2 separate regions of the Homo sapiens genome follow, and region 1 is linked to region 2. The links are chromatin loops, found by intact Hi-C in ENCODE. Cell type or tissue: heart right ventricle. All regions are shown on one strand. Each heading gives the region's core, and the rest is flanking DNA. Links, peaks and the distances in the headings are about the cores only.

Evidence for each region. Peaks named below come from ENCODE experiments on the same cell type or tissue, not always from the same donor. Only the 100,000 strongest peaks of a DNase experiment are listed, where the experiment ranks them.
Region 1: it touches region 2 in a loop (2.4-fold over the local background); 1 of 110 quality-filtered maps calls a loop at or near these places.

The regions. Positions count from the first base shown.
Region 1 is chr13:43,660,604-43,668,944 of GRCh38, reverse strand. ENOX1 (ecto-NOX disulfide-thiol exchanger 1) reads left to right here. Exons shown (of 17, transcript NM_001347969.2): 2 at 1,401-1,466. Among named protein-coding and RNA genes, the nearest start is that of ENOX1, 120 kb to the left of the region's middle. In heart right ventricle, for the core only: a CTCF peak has its summit at 3,934; no DNase peak of the experiment used is centred there; H3K4me3 peaks cover 542 bases; H3K27ac peaks cover 1,036 bases.
Region 2 is chr13:43,542,178-43,550,518 of GRCh38, reverse strand. The region is part of intron 2 of ENOX1 (ecto-NOX disulfide-thiol exchanger 1); the gene reads left to right. Among named protein-coding and RNA genes, the nearest start is that of ENOX1-AS2, 97 kb to the right of the region's middle. In heart right ventricle, for the core only: no CTCF peak of the experiment used is centred there; DNase peaks (open chromatin) are centred at 4,113 and 4,966; H3K27ac peaks cover 1,071 bases.

The DNA of each region.
Region 1 (8,341 bases), core at 292-8,291, 120 kb before region 2:
AAAAACTTGATAAAATCACATTTGGATATTTTTTTGAAATAAGGTAGTTGGCTCCTTGCTGGTCTAGTGACCTGCCCTCATTCACTATACCTGTAGGCGGACTGCTTCTTAAAAGATCTTTCCTCATCCTTTTTCAATACTCAGCTCAGGAAGCCTTCCCAGTGTTTCCCACCTGGGTCAGGTACTTTCTAAGTGTGTACCAGTACCTTCCCCTGCCCCTGGCTTCTTGTGCTGACCTTTCCCTATTAGATCTATCATGCCATGTGGTAATTTTTATCCTTCCACTTTGGGGCTCTTTACACAGTATTAGTTATTACTGAGCACCTAGTTATGGAACAAATAATGTCTATCTTCAATGTCTACAGATGCTGGTCTTTAGAGTGTAAAATACTTCCAAATTTGGCTATGCTTTTAGTTATCTGTTTACAATTAGTCTACATGTTCTGGAAAGAAAAGAGATTTAGCCAGATGTAAGGTGTTTCTGGAGAGTTTAGTAGAATATTTGTTTCCAGATTCGTGCAATTATAATAGAGGAATTGTGATTCCATTAAGTTTTAGATACCAGAGGATGGTCTTGAAGTTCGGGGCAACCTATTTCTTATGATTCTAGCACTCACAGGCCTGATGTATAAGGCACTTTAAAACCATGCTTCTCAGACTTTAATGTGCAAAGGGATTATCTGAGGATCTTGTTAAAATGCAGATTCTGTTGCAGTAGGTCTCAGGTGGGTTCTCAGATTCAGCACTTCAAGCTCACTGGTGAGGCTGATTTTGCTGCCTGTGGACCACACTCTGAGTAACAAGGCTTTAAAATACTTTCTAGAAAATAAAGTTGGGATTTATCCTATGAAAATATCTAGGTGCACTTTATAGTTTGCAGAACAACAAATTTCCTGAGAGAAAGCTTATAAGTGTGTAACTCTTATTTCAATTTGGAAACTTGCAAGAATTTCTCATACTTAAAAACAGTACGTCTGATACCAGTCAACCCCTAAAACTGCTTCTGAATGACATTTTTAGATTGTACTGCCATTAATTAACACACAGCTTTATTTATTTAGGCTTTCTTAGATTTGGGAGGCCCTGGCCCTAGCACTGGCTTTAGTGTAGCTACTTTAGCAACAAAGACTACTTTTAAAGCAGAAATACTCTTTGAAAGATTGACAGTTCGGAGGCTTTGTTTATGATGAGACCTTCACATTTATTGATTGTTACCAAGTTAGCACCATGCGGAGACCTTCTCCAAGGGCATTCAATTGCAGTGGCCAGAAATGGAAAGGGCTATGTTCAGCTCGAACTTTGCAGGCGAAACCTTGCATCTGCTTACATATATATGTTCAGTCAGCTCTCTGAAATTGATGTTTGAAGTTTTTTCTAACAAGATGGCCTTTATTTTACAGGTCCTTTGCTGCCAGCATGATGTCGTATTTATAATATGTGGAGGAGAGAGAGCTCACCATGCTCAGGTAAAGGGATGGTATGTGCACCACAAATAACAAGCAGGTTGGTTGTCACCATATGGGAAGGGATGTAGTTTAATTATACCTCTGGCATCATTCTCTAATGTGTGTCTTAGTTATATCTGGGGTTCAGAGGGCCTGTGGCAGAAGATCTCTGAACTAACATGCATTTGGGGAGCATTTACAAAGTACCTGTGACAGGGCCTCTGTAAACAGCCAGCAAGGAAATAGGACTGGTCACTTGAAATCTCTTTCCAACTTCTATAGAGTTTTCATAAAGGTACTACCATTGTTCATCTTTATCACCTTATCATGAAGCCTTTATCTTTTCAACACTTATGTAAATACATGAATATTGAAGACTTCTAATTAAAGTCTTATCTCTGTCCCCTTATCTAAAGTTATCCTTCTAAATTTCCTTTGCATTTTCTTTAGAAATAAGTACATGTCTCACAACTTTGATTTGCCCAAACAGGTCACTTGAGATTAATTTTCCATTAACCTTTATTGCTTCTGTTTCTTTCTAATCACCTTCTTAGAGGATTAAACAGTCCCCATTGGGTTAGTCTCTCCTTAGGATATGAGCTATCTTTTTCTTTGATGCCCTTTATAGAACTGACGTGGATGACAGTGATCTATATCATCCAGTGACCAAACCTGGACCCATTAACTGAGCCAAAGCTTCCATAGATAGACCCACATTAGGAGTTCTGATGACCATGGTAATTTTGTTATTGGACTTGCTTATTTTGTGACCCAGTCTGTATTAGTCTCATCTGACTGCCTTAACAAAGCACCACAAACTGGCTGGTTTATACAATAGAAATTTATTGTTTCACAGTTCTGGATTCTAGAAGTCCAAAGTCCAGGTGTCAGCAGGGTTGCTTCCTTCTAGGCCGTGAGGGAGAATCTGTCGCAGGCCTTTCTTCTACCTTCTGGCAGCCTCAGGCATTCCTTGACTTATAGATGGCATTCTCCCTGTGTCTTTACACTGTCTTCCCTACATGTGTGTCTGTGTCTATGTCCAGGTTTCCTTTTTGTAAGGACACCAGTCATATTGGATTAGGGTTCACCCTAATGACCTTATCTTAACTCGATCATCTGCAAGGACTCTATTTCTAAAAATGTCACATTCATATGTATGAGAGATTTGGATTGCAGCATCTTTTTGGGGTACACAATTCAGCCAATAGCACTATAGGGGTACAGGCATACCTCAATTTATTTCACTTGGTTTTATTGAGCTTTGCAGATACTATGTTTTTTTACAAATTGAAGGTTTGTGGCAACCCTGCATCCAGCAAGTCTATCAGCATCATTTTTCCAACAGCACATGCTTACACTGTGTTCCTGTATCAACATTGTTTTAGCAATAAAGGATTTCTAAATTAAGGTGTGTTCATTTTTAGATATAATGCTATTGCACAATTAATAGAGTATAGTATAGTGTAAACATAACTTTATACGCACTGGCAAACCAAAAAGTTTGTGTGGAACCGAGCCTGTAATATATTCAAGGCATGCCTGAAGTGAATTCCTCTAGATAACCCTAAAGCATCTAGTATGGTGCCTGCTGCTTAATATTTGTTGAATTAGCGAATGGCAAGGACTATAAAGGCCATGGCCAAATTTAATTTGACAAAGCAAAGTGCAGTGACCAGAGGTGGGCAGGTATTACGCTGGCATTTGTCCTCAGGGAGCTCTTGCCTTCAGTTTAGTCCAGGCTAAACAACCTCATAAATGAGATAAGAGTTTTCCTTTAAAATTAGTAGCAGATGGGGTTTTTATAAAATATAGCCCTTTGTGTGAGCCGGTACTGCTGTCTGTGTTGGCATCGCAGGTTGAACTGCCAATTTACATGCCGCCTCTATCAGTATATCAAGATATCTTTCCAGCTAATTCAATACCGTTTAAATCATACTTAGCCAGGCTATTCTTTCTTTCCAGCTGCATCTCTTTGCACTTATTAAATTTAACATTCTCTTCTCTGGCTTTAATCTCTAAATGCTATCCTGAAATAGATCTGCCCTAATCGCGTCTTCTTCCTTCTTTATGCATCCTTAACTCAACATTATTACAAGTTATCTTTTGAGTGTTCAGATTTGGGTGTTGATAAATTATTAGGATACTGGTCTCAAGGTAGCACTTAAATGATCTGTTCTTTAGAGTTGCTTATTTGGGAAACCCTTTATTTCCTCTTGGGGTAGTGCTTTCTAGCCATGTCTACTGTTACTTCCAGGAAAGGATTACCTTTTTAATAGCAAAAGGGAGCCTCCTGCTGAGAAGAGTGAAAGTCCAGGGTCAGATCTCCTCCTAGGAGTGAGGTAGGCATCTTTAGGAGCCCTGCAAATTCACTTAAGCCCCTGGATTAGTGCTGTGTGGAGCTGCTGTAAGCAGGCAGACCAGTGTCTAGAGATTGACTGTGTGGGTCAGGCCCAGGCCTCCAGGAAGGTGGAATCATTTACTTACAAGCTTTTCCAGCCCCGCAGGAGATTTTGTGTTCCTGGGGGTGGGGCTGCAGGCTGTCCTATGGCCAACTGATAGCATTGGCTTAGACAGCAGTGGATTTATAAGATGATGACAGGCAGTAGAAAATGAAAATGAAAGTAGAAATTCATTTTAGCATTTTTCTGACATTAGTCCTAAGAAAATTGGTAAATCAAACAGCAAATATTTATGGCATGTGTGATGCATGCAGGCAGAGTTCCACCAAATACCAAATATAGATGTATAACTTCATCCTGTGTCTCCATTGCTTACTTTTCTTTTCCATTTTATGCAAGAGCTTACTACCCTTGATTAGAGGTCTCCCATAACTTTTCACATGAACTCTCCTAGTGTGGCTTGTGGGCATGTCTATAGGTTTCATTAAAATTGAAACAGTTAATTTGTTTTGGTTATACAGTGATCAAACAGAGTGATGGTGGGCCAGCCCTTGCTGGCTGCAGGTAGGGCCTGGTGAGCAATTATATTCTAGTAATTCAGCTGTCCCAAAATAGCCAGTGAAGTACTCTACAGTGTGTGCTACAACAATTATAACATCCCAATAAGTCTTATTTTAATAATTAACTTATGTGTATCTAACACTTCTCTATTATTAAGGAGAAAATAACCCAGAAATAAAACCTCAGGTGCCTTGAACATGGAAAACAAGTTTTATTGTTGTTGCTTTGTCTTTACTCCATTTTGCATTCTCTAATTTCACATTTCTGAAAACTCAGCTATAAGATTCTCATGGACTTGATAATAATTTGCTAACTTGTTAAACTCTGATTTTAAAAAAAGGCAAATGAGAAAAATGATTCTTATGTCTTTTTAGTTAATAATTAACATGGTAAGTTTTTCTTAGATCTCTGACATTAGAATGTAATTATTATATTATGGAAAGTATATTAATTAAACAAATTATACTTCAAAATTCTATCAACATTTTTCAGAAAATTTTTGTACACAAATCAGTTAAAATAGGAATCTTAATGTCTGCTTTCTGTAGGATCTTCTGCCTCTCCCTCTGATGGGTCCATCTTTGCTTCATTTAAATCATGAGTTTATGTTAAGTGCTTATGAGCTGGTAATATAAAAATGAGGAAGAAGAGCAGTGGCTTTTGGCAGGGAACTCAGAAGCTTGGAATTCTCTTTCATCTACATTTAGTTACCACTAAACTCTGTCAAATTTCTGTAATTCTTTCATATTTTTACTTTCCTTTTTTTAAATCTACGATTATCCTTTCCAAGCATTTCTTACCTTTTTCTTGCTTGTTCATATGACCACTCTGTTTTGTTTGTTCATTCGTTTGTTCATTCATTCATTCATGTAGTACCCTTTGGACGTGTGCCAAAAATTGTTCTGGGCATAGTATCAAGTATATTATAATTTATGTGGGAGAAAGCAATGATTTTTGCATGACTATGATGGAGCTATAAAACTAAGTATACCTTTTATATAGGAAACAGAGCAACTAAACTGGCTTGGGACAATTAGGAAATACTTTATAGAGAAGATTGTATTTGAATGGAAATTGGTAGGAGATGAGTGGTAGAGAGAGAACATTCTAAATGAAACAGAGGGGAGATTAGCAGAGTGGTATGAGGGGGCAGGGCATGTTTCTGTATTCCATGCTGTTTAGGTACTGCTGGAGCATAAAGTGTGAAGAGGGATATAGGGCTGGATGAGACTCTATAGGAAGGCAGAAATCAAATCTTGAAGGTCCTTTGACACATTGTTGAAGCTTCTTTTGTATGTCTTCAGTTCATCCTGCTCCTTGCAGGGAGAATGGCTGTGTGAAAGAGTGCTTATATCCTGCCAAACTCTTCCTTTATGACCTTTGTCCTGGTCTCACTGCTTCACCCTTGTCCTGGTCTCACTGCTTCCAAAGGGAAGTCAAGCTCTCTTTAATTTACTCCATTGAATCATTTACTCTACTAGATTTGCCTGCTTTGCTTTTCACACAGAATTGGTTACTTTGCTCTCTTAGATTCCATTTTCAAAATCCTTCCCTCCTTTAAGACCTCACTGAAATTCATATCCTTTATGAAAACTTTTCTCTACTCATGAATGATTTTATCCCTTGTGAATTCCAGAACTTTGAATAGATGCTGCATATTGCAATTTTCGCATGCTTCTCATATATCACAAGTTATTTTTATAACATTCTTAGACTATCCACATGTTGAAGGGAAGGGCCATATACCTATCTTGTATCCTATTTATGCTGGAAGTGCAGCTTCTTGCATTTATTAATAGTAGACATTGCATGGATGTTTGTTAAAACGGTAGAGGAAAACAGAGTTCCTTTAATTTGAAAGGCTGCTACAGAGGTAGAACTGAGGGATTGATTAATTGTCATCTGGAAGGGGTAGTAGTTAACATAATGTCCAGATGAAACTCTTAGAGGGAAGAATAATTGTCAGTGAAGGTAGAAGGATTACATTAAACAAAAGTCAGAAATATGTACAGAAAAGAGATGCAGTTTGAAAATCAGTTAAACTGCCCAAAGGTTTAGACATGGGAAGAAGATACTTAGAAAGCCATTCAGCATGTGTGATTGTCTTTGACAGTGAGTGACAAATGGAATAACAGGGAAAAGCACCTATATTGCATGGAGATGCTCTGCATTATTAAATAAAATGGCCTCTGGAAAACTTGATTCAATTTAAGACTTCTCAGTTGCAGATCTGGAGACAATCACAAATTCAGAAATATATTTATGAAACTCTGTTGCCACTGAGCTCAAAAGACCGTAATCCTATTACTTGTGATTTTGAAAAGGGTAAACATGAAAAACTGAAAAGAGTTATTGATTAAAGAAGTAATATGAACAGGAATAATGGAATTAAAGTAATTGAGGCAATATCGGGCCTAATGGACCTTGTTCTCTTAATGCCTTTCTTCTGCTTTTGTATTGAGTTGGCCCCAAAGTCGATAGGACTATGTGCACAGAAAGAGAAGGACATGATGGAAGAATTAGTATTGCTGTCTATAAAAAAAAATCAATCTGTTGTTCTTGCAGAAGAACATCAATCAGTCTGTGAAATTAATTAACTGGATTTTTTTACATTTGGCTTCTAAGATAATGAGACAAATGATGAGAAAAGACTGCATGCCTTGCATATAGTAGATACTCGGTAAATGTTTCTTGAATTGAAAACCAAATGATATCACAGATTTAGTTTAAAAACTACTTCACTGTAAGTCCTTTTATCAGTCCTAATTCAGTCCCGTTTCTTTTACTGGGCTGCCTGTATCTATAGTACTGTAAATGTAGATCCCTCATTTTTATTGATTCTTGCTCTGAAGTGAGTTCTCTCACATTTTTACTGCCAAGGAATCCAGGCCAGCTTCACATGACTTTGGATCTCTGTATTATTTAGTGTCTTAACTGTTTTCTGTGACCAGACTTCCTGCCCTATACAGTATTGGCAGATTACATTTTTTGAAATATCATTTTAACAACATTACTCTTTATTCAGAAAACATCAATGTCTCTTTGTTGTCTACAAAATTGTGGGCTCATTGTACTTTAGAGTTCATTCCCTACTACTTGGGTTTGAAAGCATCTGTGTTCAGACTTGTCCAGACACCCGTCTATACTTAACTTCCACCGGCCTCCTACCCAGACCCTATGGGGAAGACAGATTCGTCTCTTCATTCTGTCATCCCATTTTGCAACGCGCACAGTATTCTGCATCAAATCCTCTCATATCTATATCCATCCAATTAAAGTCAGTTCTGCTCCAGGCAATATAGTCCTTAAAACTGCACATTATCAAAACCTGTGCTATAAAGACAATTATTTCAGTGGCATAAATAGTGTTGGAGACTTGAGAGTTGCAGGGGCACAATAAACAAAGTTGTTTTACCTGAAGTTATTTAAGTAATAATGGTATTTTCTATCTCTGTAAAAGTATAACTTTAAAACCTGAACATCACGAAAAAATGCATTTTATTGTATCTCTTTTTATAAGATGGTAGTGAACTAAGCTGGTATTTTAAAAAATTGTTTCAACATCTTAATGATCCACTATTGTGAGAAATGGAGAATAAAGACCTTAAAACAGCTGTGTTGTAAGCAGAAGAGCTTTTTTTTCCCTTATGCCAGGAGCCCTAGTCTGCATAAAATAAATTGTATTCCCCAATCAATTGATCACTTTATACCTAATACACATTATGCAAACTCTGCAGAAGAAATGTCTGTAACACTTATTTTTCAAAATGGAGTTTAAGGTCCTTTTTGCTCCAGTGAGTTTGCCTTTTACCATTCTTCCTTGCCTGGTGATTTTTCTCTCTGAATACTCTCTTTTAGGTTAATTATCAATTTAAGGACCTCTTTAATTGTTCATCTTTTTCAGAAGTTTTAGAGACTGTTTTGAAATAGAGACAT
Region 2 (8,341 bases), core at 229-8,228:
ATTCTTGACATGTGCCTAATTTCTCATAAAGAACAGCAAATGTGGTTCTCTCCCTACTTATACCATCTCTTGGGAAGTCCTCACAGCCCATTGTCCCTCCAGTATGACACCCAACTGCTGATGGACACTGGAGGAAGACACCGTGTTGAATGAGCAATAGCATATTGTGGGGCTCCAACTGTGTGTAGGATACCCAGCACCATGCCTCACACAGCTCATATTAGTTTACCTTCCCTTTATTAATATTAGTTCACCTTTTCCTGCACCCTAGAGCAGGGGTCCCCAACACCCAGGTCATAAACCAATACCAGTTTGTGGCCTGTTAGGAACAAGGCTGCACAGCAGGAGGTGAGAGGCAGGCGAGTGAGCATTATCACCTGAGCTCCACCTCCTATCAGATCACCGAAGGCATTAGATTCTCATAGAAGCGAGAGCCCTATTGTGAAGTGTGCTTGTGAGGGATCTAGGTTGCACACTCCTTATGAGATTCTGATGCCTTATGATCTGAGGTAGAACAGTTTCATCCCAAAACCATCCCCCTGCTGCCATCTGTGGAAAAATTGTCATCCACAAAACTGGTCCCTGGTGCCAAAAAGATTGGCAGCCGCTGTCTTAGAGCCTTGATACTAGTGTCTCCTGAACCAGTGGGACCTGAATGTGGAATTCAGTACAGCTTTTAAGGCCTTGATCACAGGAGTTCAACTTGAAGTGGATAATTCTGAAACCAGACATGTTGGAACTGGGTTCTTTTAGGATCTACCTCATTTTCATTGGACACTGAGGAGGAGCCATAAGAGCATTAGGCTCAGAGCATATATACATTTGCAAGATACAGAGGAGTATCCTCTAGAATCTACTGATGCAGTTAGTATATTTTAAGTAATGGTAAATTTCAGCAATGTTAAAAATAACATCATCTGAAAAGTCATGCATTTTTGTGCCGTAACTATTTTTACATGAGGTATTGATCATAGTAGAATACAAAACTTCCATTCTTGTGAAGTCAGAAGATGAACTGAAAATATAAATGAAGTTAGAGATGAATTAGTTATTTTACTCGTTTTTTTGTTGAATAGAGGGACTTGTGCTTCCTAATGAGTTATTTTAAAGTACTTTTAGCAGTTGTTATTTTGCTATTCTTGTCTGAGTTTGAATTCTATTGACTAGGTAAAAATGCATTTCTCAGTTGCTGAGTTTTCAGATTTCTGTTTACAAGATAGAGACATTAAAGGTGGGAGTTTTGCTAGAGACTGTTTCATTGATATTTCAGAATAAATTCAATGTGACTGATATTACAGTGGACTGATTGATACACTCTGAGAGAGAAGAACTGTCTCTGTCAACAACAACAGTCTAATTCCATAAATTTTTACTATTTTGTGCCAAAGACTTTCCTACATGGCAAGGATAAAATGTCTTTTGGGAAATTATGCTTAAGACAAACATATGGACAGAAAGTTTCAAAAAGTATAATAAATTCAGTGTTAGAGGGAAACAGAGTTTGTGGGAGGATCAGAAAGGGCTTTACACCAAAAGGAGAGACTCTAGGAAGAGGGTTTTTTTTGGTTGTTTTTTTTAAATTAACCATTTTCAAGTAAACAATTCCATGGAATTTGGGAAGCGCTTTTGCAGAAGGTAATATCTGAACCCAGTTTTGATAGGCTTTTGATTGAAAGAGGAGGAAACAGGTAAGTGGAGGGAGAGACATGGACATTCCATTAGTGATATCTGTCAGCCTGTATTCCTTTCCTGCCAGCCGCACCTTGGGTCGTCCCGTCTTAGCTTATGGAATCCAAGTGGTACATCTGTAGGAATAGGCCACCAGGGCTGGCCATTCAGACCACAGGAATAGCAGACCACAGGGATGGCATGTGGACCCAGCCAGATTAAGGAGACCCAATCCTGAGACATTTGTTGAACTCCCAGAAGAAGTTTCGTTGTGTTTTATAAAACTGAGGTTGCTGCATGATGTAACGTAAATCTGGAAGTCCTGATAGTCATTTTGCCTCCAGTTAAAGATAACCTACTTAAAAATGAAGCCAATGCAGAGGGCAGCAGAATTAAGAGATGGAGAAAGGTCCTCATAGTCTAAGCACCTAGTTCTACCCATACCTGAATGCTTTATCCCTTGAACTTTCCATTAAGTGTGCCAGTACATCCCTGTTTTTACTTCAGCCACATTGAATTTGGTTTCTATTGTGTGGAACTAGAATACTTCTAAGAAAGGTTTCTTTGGAGGGTCAGGGAGAGGGATGTTAGTTGTTTTGCTTTTATGAAATTTTGTTATTTTTGACTTAAAAAGAAACTGTGGCAGTTTCCAAATAACTATGCCTTCTGAAATAGAAACTCCTTTTCTTTTTCTAATGTGTTCAAATAATCAGGAATTTAAGCTTAGTTCTAAAACTATTATTTTAGAGCAGAATTTTATATCACTAACACTCAAAAGAAGAGCCTTTGGCCAAATTCTAGTCATAGAAAGTCATTGTTTTTCTGTGAAAGGTTTATTGTGTTTGCATATACTCTCTAGCCACTCTCTTGGGGAGGACTTGGGTTTCTGGACAGGAATGCCCACAGCAGTGGGGACATCAAACCTGTAAACTAAGTTAGGGCTTGCATCTGTCTTTCCTGATTGCACTGGGGGTCAGAGCTGTCTCCCTTTTGGGGTTCACAGTGCTATATCCCTAGTACCAGAGAGTCCCACTTTCTAGAAGAGCCTCTCAAGAGGTCATGTCTTTTTTAGCCTCAATATTGGGTTTGTAGGCCATCTGAAGATTTGTGGATATATTTAGGCAGAACACGGTTTTATAATATCTGGTCACTATTGTTAACTCAGACTACTCATTTCAAATAGTAAAGTTTCCTGTGCTGTTTGCTGACAAACTACTGAAAATGAAAGTATTCCTTTAGACCTACAACAATAAAACAAACCAAAATTGCCCCTTTATATGTTTTATCTGGTGAGTATGTAGAAAGTTCACTTTCAGATCTTTCTCTTTGATGTCTTTATCAGTTACCTTTTTCTATCAAAGATAACTTTTATCTTCACACATTGTTAATGAATGTTTGTAGAAGTTTGCTTCTCTTATACATGTATCTTGTCATTTATCTGGAAGTACATATTAAGTTAGTGCATTCTTCCACAGGGCTCTCTGTTTGAAACTATTTTATTTCCATACTTTTATCTCTGGCTTGTTTTTATTTAAGGAAACCAAAGCAGATACAGACTTAAGAATGTGAATGTTTCAAAAATTGTGATTGTAGTTGATTATGTTGGAGAAACCTTTCTTCATGGAAACAAAATTCAGAGTTTGCTCAAGAGCCATCTTCCCCAGTTGGTCTGTGAACCTGGGGTGGAACTCTCAGAGATATTAACTGTGATCCAGTTCAGAGGCAAGAGGATGGGCCAGGCCTGACTCTCCTGTGATTTTATGGTTGGCTGGGCCGGCTTAACAAACAATTAGCTTGCATGTATTGTTGAAACAATAATCCTCGATTGGCCCAGAGGGAGGTATTGGCAACTCAAATGGGAAGAAAAGCAGTTTAGTCCTGCCTGCGTTATCCATGTCTGAGATACTTTGCAGAAGGCACTCACTTCCAGAGAATCCAATCTGACAATGAACAGGACTTGGCAAGTCAATCTCAGTGATGTTGTGAGAAGGATAATTTAGATTAAATTGTACTGTTTTGACTATTTTCTGGTTCTGTTTCTTTTTGTTCAAGTCATTGGGATGCATGAGAATGGTTAAGTGAGATGTATGGTGATAGGTGAGAGATCTTACATATTTTAATGATTGGTTTATTTATAAATAATTTGTCATCAAAATTCTGTTTTGATAGTCACAAATAATGAAAAAGCAGAAGCTGGGGGTGTGAGGAGCATATCTCTGCTGTCAAAATCTGCAGAGCTCTGGAAGATATGGATCCTTCAGATGTGGTAAGCAGGGCTCCGACAGTGAGGCGGCAAAGGAGATTTATTTGATTGCAGTCTCAGTGTTTCCCTTTACAGTTAGAGTGACATAGGAACTCCTCCCACCATCCCCAGGCTCCTGTGGGGTCTGGCCCTACTGCTCTGCCCTGTGACCTCTTCTCATGCACGTGCCTGTAGTTGACCAGGCTCCAGGCACACAGCCAAACTGTCCTCCACATCACTGCATGGCATTTGCTCCTGCTGCCTGGGATGCTCTTGATAGGGCTTGGCAGCTCTTTCTCTTCCTTTACTTTTTGGTTTAATGCCAACTCATCTGAGAGGCCTTCCCTAAATCTGCTGAAATCTGCCCCCTCCACAGCCATTCAGTCTCTATCCATGTTTAACCATCTTCATAGCACTTATCACTCTTTGAAAATTTGTTTTAGCTTGTCTGTTTTGTCTCTTCCTACTAGAACACCTGTCTATGAGGGCAGGGACCTTATTCAGCACCGTATTCCTAGCACTTAAATATTATCTGGCACAATATAGAGATTCAATTAACACTGAACGTTTTATCTTTCAAGACTTGTTCGAGTGCTGATTCATTATTTTATGTTTGAAACATAAACAAATAGTTCTATTGCCTCCTGCCATTACAGAGAAAATGCCAACCTATCGAAATGGCACCCCCTCCAACATCCTCCCCTGCACCTATCAGAGGTCTGTGTAGCTCAGATAAGGTGGATCACTTTATTGAATAAAAGAGGAGAGAGGATAGTAGATGCCAACAACTAGACATATACTATTTGCTTGGAGGAGACATCTTCTTCTGAAACATCTTTCTGACATAAATAGCAATCTACTTCCCCCTGGGGAACATGCACACTGTTACACAATGTGGACATTAAGTTTCCAAAATCAACAAGTCCCTGGAAGTTTCTTGCTATTTCTCAGTCCATGACCTTTGGCTTTGCTTTAATGAATTGTGTGTTCCTGCTGCTTGGCAGAAAACAGGGAGAGAGGCAGGATCCTGGGAAGCTCCACACTCCCCACCGACCCCTCACGGTGACTGGGGCCCACAGACCAGGCCTCTGATGGAGGCCATTCCCAGGAGCCCGGTCCATCCCTCCCCATCCTAACACTGCCTCCACCCCGGGGTCTCTTATGCATGTATGAGAGAGGAAACAAAGAATCTTTACAAAAAGATGATTTTTGTGAGGTAGTTTAAGAGTAGACAGCAAATGCCACCCTAGGGTCAGCTGGAAAGGCTAGTTGCATAACAATTGCATTTTCTTTATCACTTTGAAGATGGTAGGATGGGAAAACTCAGTAACTTCGTACACCTCGGGGTCCTTTAGAGAAGACTGTCAGTTTACTGAAACATGACTGGCCTGTTTTATTTAGAGGCGCAGACACATTGTTTTAATGATATCTGAAATTCCTTTGAGATAGCAGAGATACCATTGAAGGTTGTGCCCCTACCTCCCTTGGACGCAGCTGTGTGGTCAGGAGAGCATGTGCTGCCAGTGAGGCCAATTGGGGCTAAGAATTTCGAGGATAAAACAATGGATGGAGTTTAGGGATATGTGTTGTTTATGTATAAATGGGAGCAGAAGAAAGGAAGTTTTTGAAAGAAAATAAGTACGGACCTCTGTGTTCAATATAGTTTGTCAGGCTGGTTTCAGAGCAAAACCACTGTTCTCTCTTATCAACTCGTTCTTTCCTTTTAAAGATAAGCAAAAATATCACTCCCTCTTCAGCCTAAATGTTCTGCTTGTCTTGACCAGCAGATGCTTTCAATTATTGGCTTCTTCCCAGAGCAGAGAGATGCGCTAAACCTCTGCCAGGTAAGGTGACGCTTACTGGATGAAGCTTGACTTTTGTTCTCTTTGTAGTTGGATCATTTGGGAGATAGGCGGTTCTCTTGTGATTATGCTCCCAGCCTAAAATTAATGAGCTAATTTGGGCATAAAACTTGATTTCTATAATTATTTTGGCAATAAGTGTACTCTATCAGGAAAACACAACAGCACCGCCCCTTAATTCAATTCTGTCAACTTTTATCAAGCATCAACTGTGTGTCGGGCCATGTTTTGGCCCTTGGTGGGGTGAGAGGAGATTAAATGGGCTCTTCAAGGCAGTAGACAACAAGAGGCCTGCTTATATATGAGGTTACTAAGAAATAGTTGTGTGCTTGGGTTCTCATTTTATTATAATTCAAAATATCATTTAGTGAGTGCCTAACTTTGGTCAGGCACTTAACATGAATCATCTCCACTCCTTACAACAATCTAGATAAGGAGATAATATTAGCTTTAATTTACAGCCCAAGAAACTGGCACTCAGAGAGAATGAATAACTTTCCAAGTTTATACAGCAAGAAAGTGATTCTGATTCACTGTGTACTTTTTTTTCTGGTAGACAGTAGCTTAGGCTGGGCGCGATGGCTCATGCCTGTAATCCCAACACTTTGGGAGGCCAATGCAGGCAGATCACTTGAGGTCAGTTTGAGACTAGCCTGGCCAACATTAGCCAGGTGTGGTGACTCATGCCTGTAATCCCAGCTACTTAGGAGGCTGAGGCAGGAGAATTGCTTGAACCCTGGAGGCGGAGGTTGCCATGAGCCAAGATCGTGCTGCTGCACTCCAGCCTGGGAGACAGAGTGAGACTACATATCCAAAAAAAAAAAAAAAAAAAAGAAAAAGAAAAAAGACAATAATGTAGATGGGAATGTATTTTTAAATAAAGCCACATCACATGCCAGTTTTAAAAACCATCTACAAAAGAGATAAAAGAGAAAGATGATTTTCATAATCTTTAAAAGCTCAGTGATCTAGTATGGCTTGAGATTTGAAAACTATTTAACAGGAAATCAATGCATGGCATGAAATGAGAACAATAAGACAGGATTTCTGAAAAGTCAGAAGCAAGGGTTTTTTTTTCTTTGCATCATTATGGGTAACAGAAATAAAGAAAAAACTTACTATTTTGTTCTAAAGGCATAAAACACAAGTAAAAAATGAACATCAGGTCTTTAACATAACAGTCCTGTACTGTGGGAAGCAGGGGCAGGGAACCTTAAATACTCTAGTTCAGTGACTCATTTTTTACTACAAACCGTAATATGAAAAGCATTTTATATGATAAATCAACACACAAAAATTTACATATACCCACACAATAACACTCATCTATATGTGAAACAAAATATTTCATGAAATGTTACCTCTATTACATACAGTATATTCCGATAGCTTCTGTTCTAGCTTACCAAAACAATTTATGTTTCTGATCCATTCACTAATAGCTCAAAACATGATGTTTGGAAAACAGGGCTCTATCTGATCCCCCAATTTTTCCCCTCCTCTCTTTATTCCTTCCTCTTTTTACCACTCAACCCCAGGAGAAGCATCACTATAACAAACAGTAGAAGAAAGAACAACCTTCACCTTCCTTCACACCCTTCCCCATTCCATGTCCCCATGTGTAACATACATACTCCCCTCCTCTCAGCCCTCATGCATACTCGTTCTTACAGACTGAAAGTTTGTCCCCTGCAAATTCATAAGTTGATATCTTCACCCCTAAGATGATGGTATTAGGTGGTAGGGCCTTTGGGAGGTGATTGGGTCACGTAGCCGGAGCCCTCATCAAGGAGACAAGTACCTTTATAAAAGAGGCCCTAGAGAGCTCCCTTCCACCATGTGAGAACTCAGCAAGGAGACAGCCGTCTATGAACCAGGAAGCGAGCCCTCACTAGGAATTGAATCTTGGACTTCCCAGCCTCTGGAACTGTGAGAAATTGATTTCTGTTGTTTATAAGCCACCCAGTGTACAGTATTGTATTACAGCAGTCTGAATGAATGATGACACTTATGGCTGGCACCGTGGCTCACGCCTGTAATCCCATCACTTTGGGAGGCTGAGGCAGGCAGATTGCCTGAGCTCAATAGTTTGAGACTACCCTGGGCAACACGGTGAAACCCCATCTCTACTAAAATACAAAAAATTAGGCAGGTGTGGTGGCAGGTGCCTGTAATCCCAGCTACTCCGGAGGCTGAGGCCTGAGAATTGCTTGAGCCTGGGAGGCAGAGGTTGCAGTGAGCCAAGATCGTGGCACTGCACTCCAGCCTGGGCGACAGAGTGAGACTGTCTCATTAGAAAAAAAAAAAAAAAAAAAGGCCGGGCACAGTGGCTTAAGCCTATAATCCCAGCACTTTGGGAGTCTGAGGTGGGTGGATCACAAGGTCAGGAGATGGAGAACATCCTGGCTAACACGGTGAAACCCTGTCTCTACAAAAAATTAGCCGGGGCTGTGGTGGCACGTGCCTGTAGCCCCAGCTTCTTGGGAGGCTGAGGCCTGAGAATAGCTTGAACCTGAGAGACAGAGGTTGCAGTGAGCCGAGATCACGCCACTGCACTCCAGCCAGAACG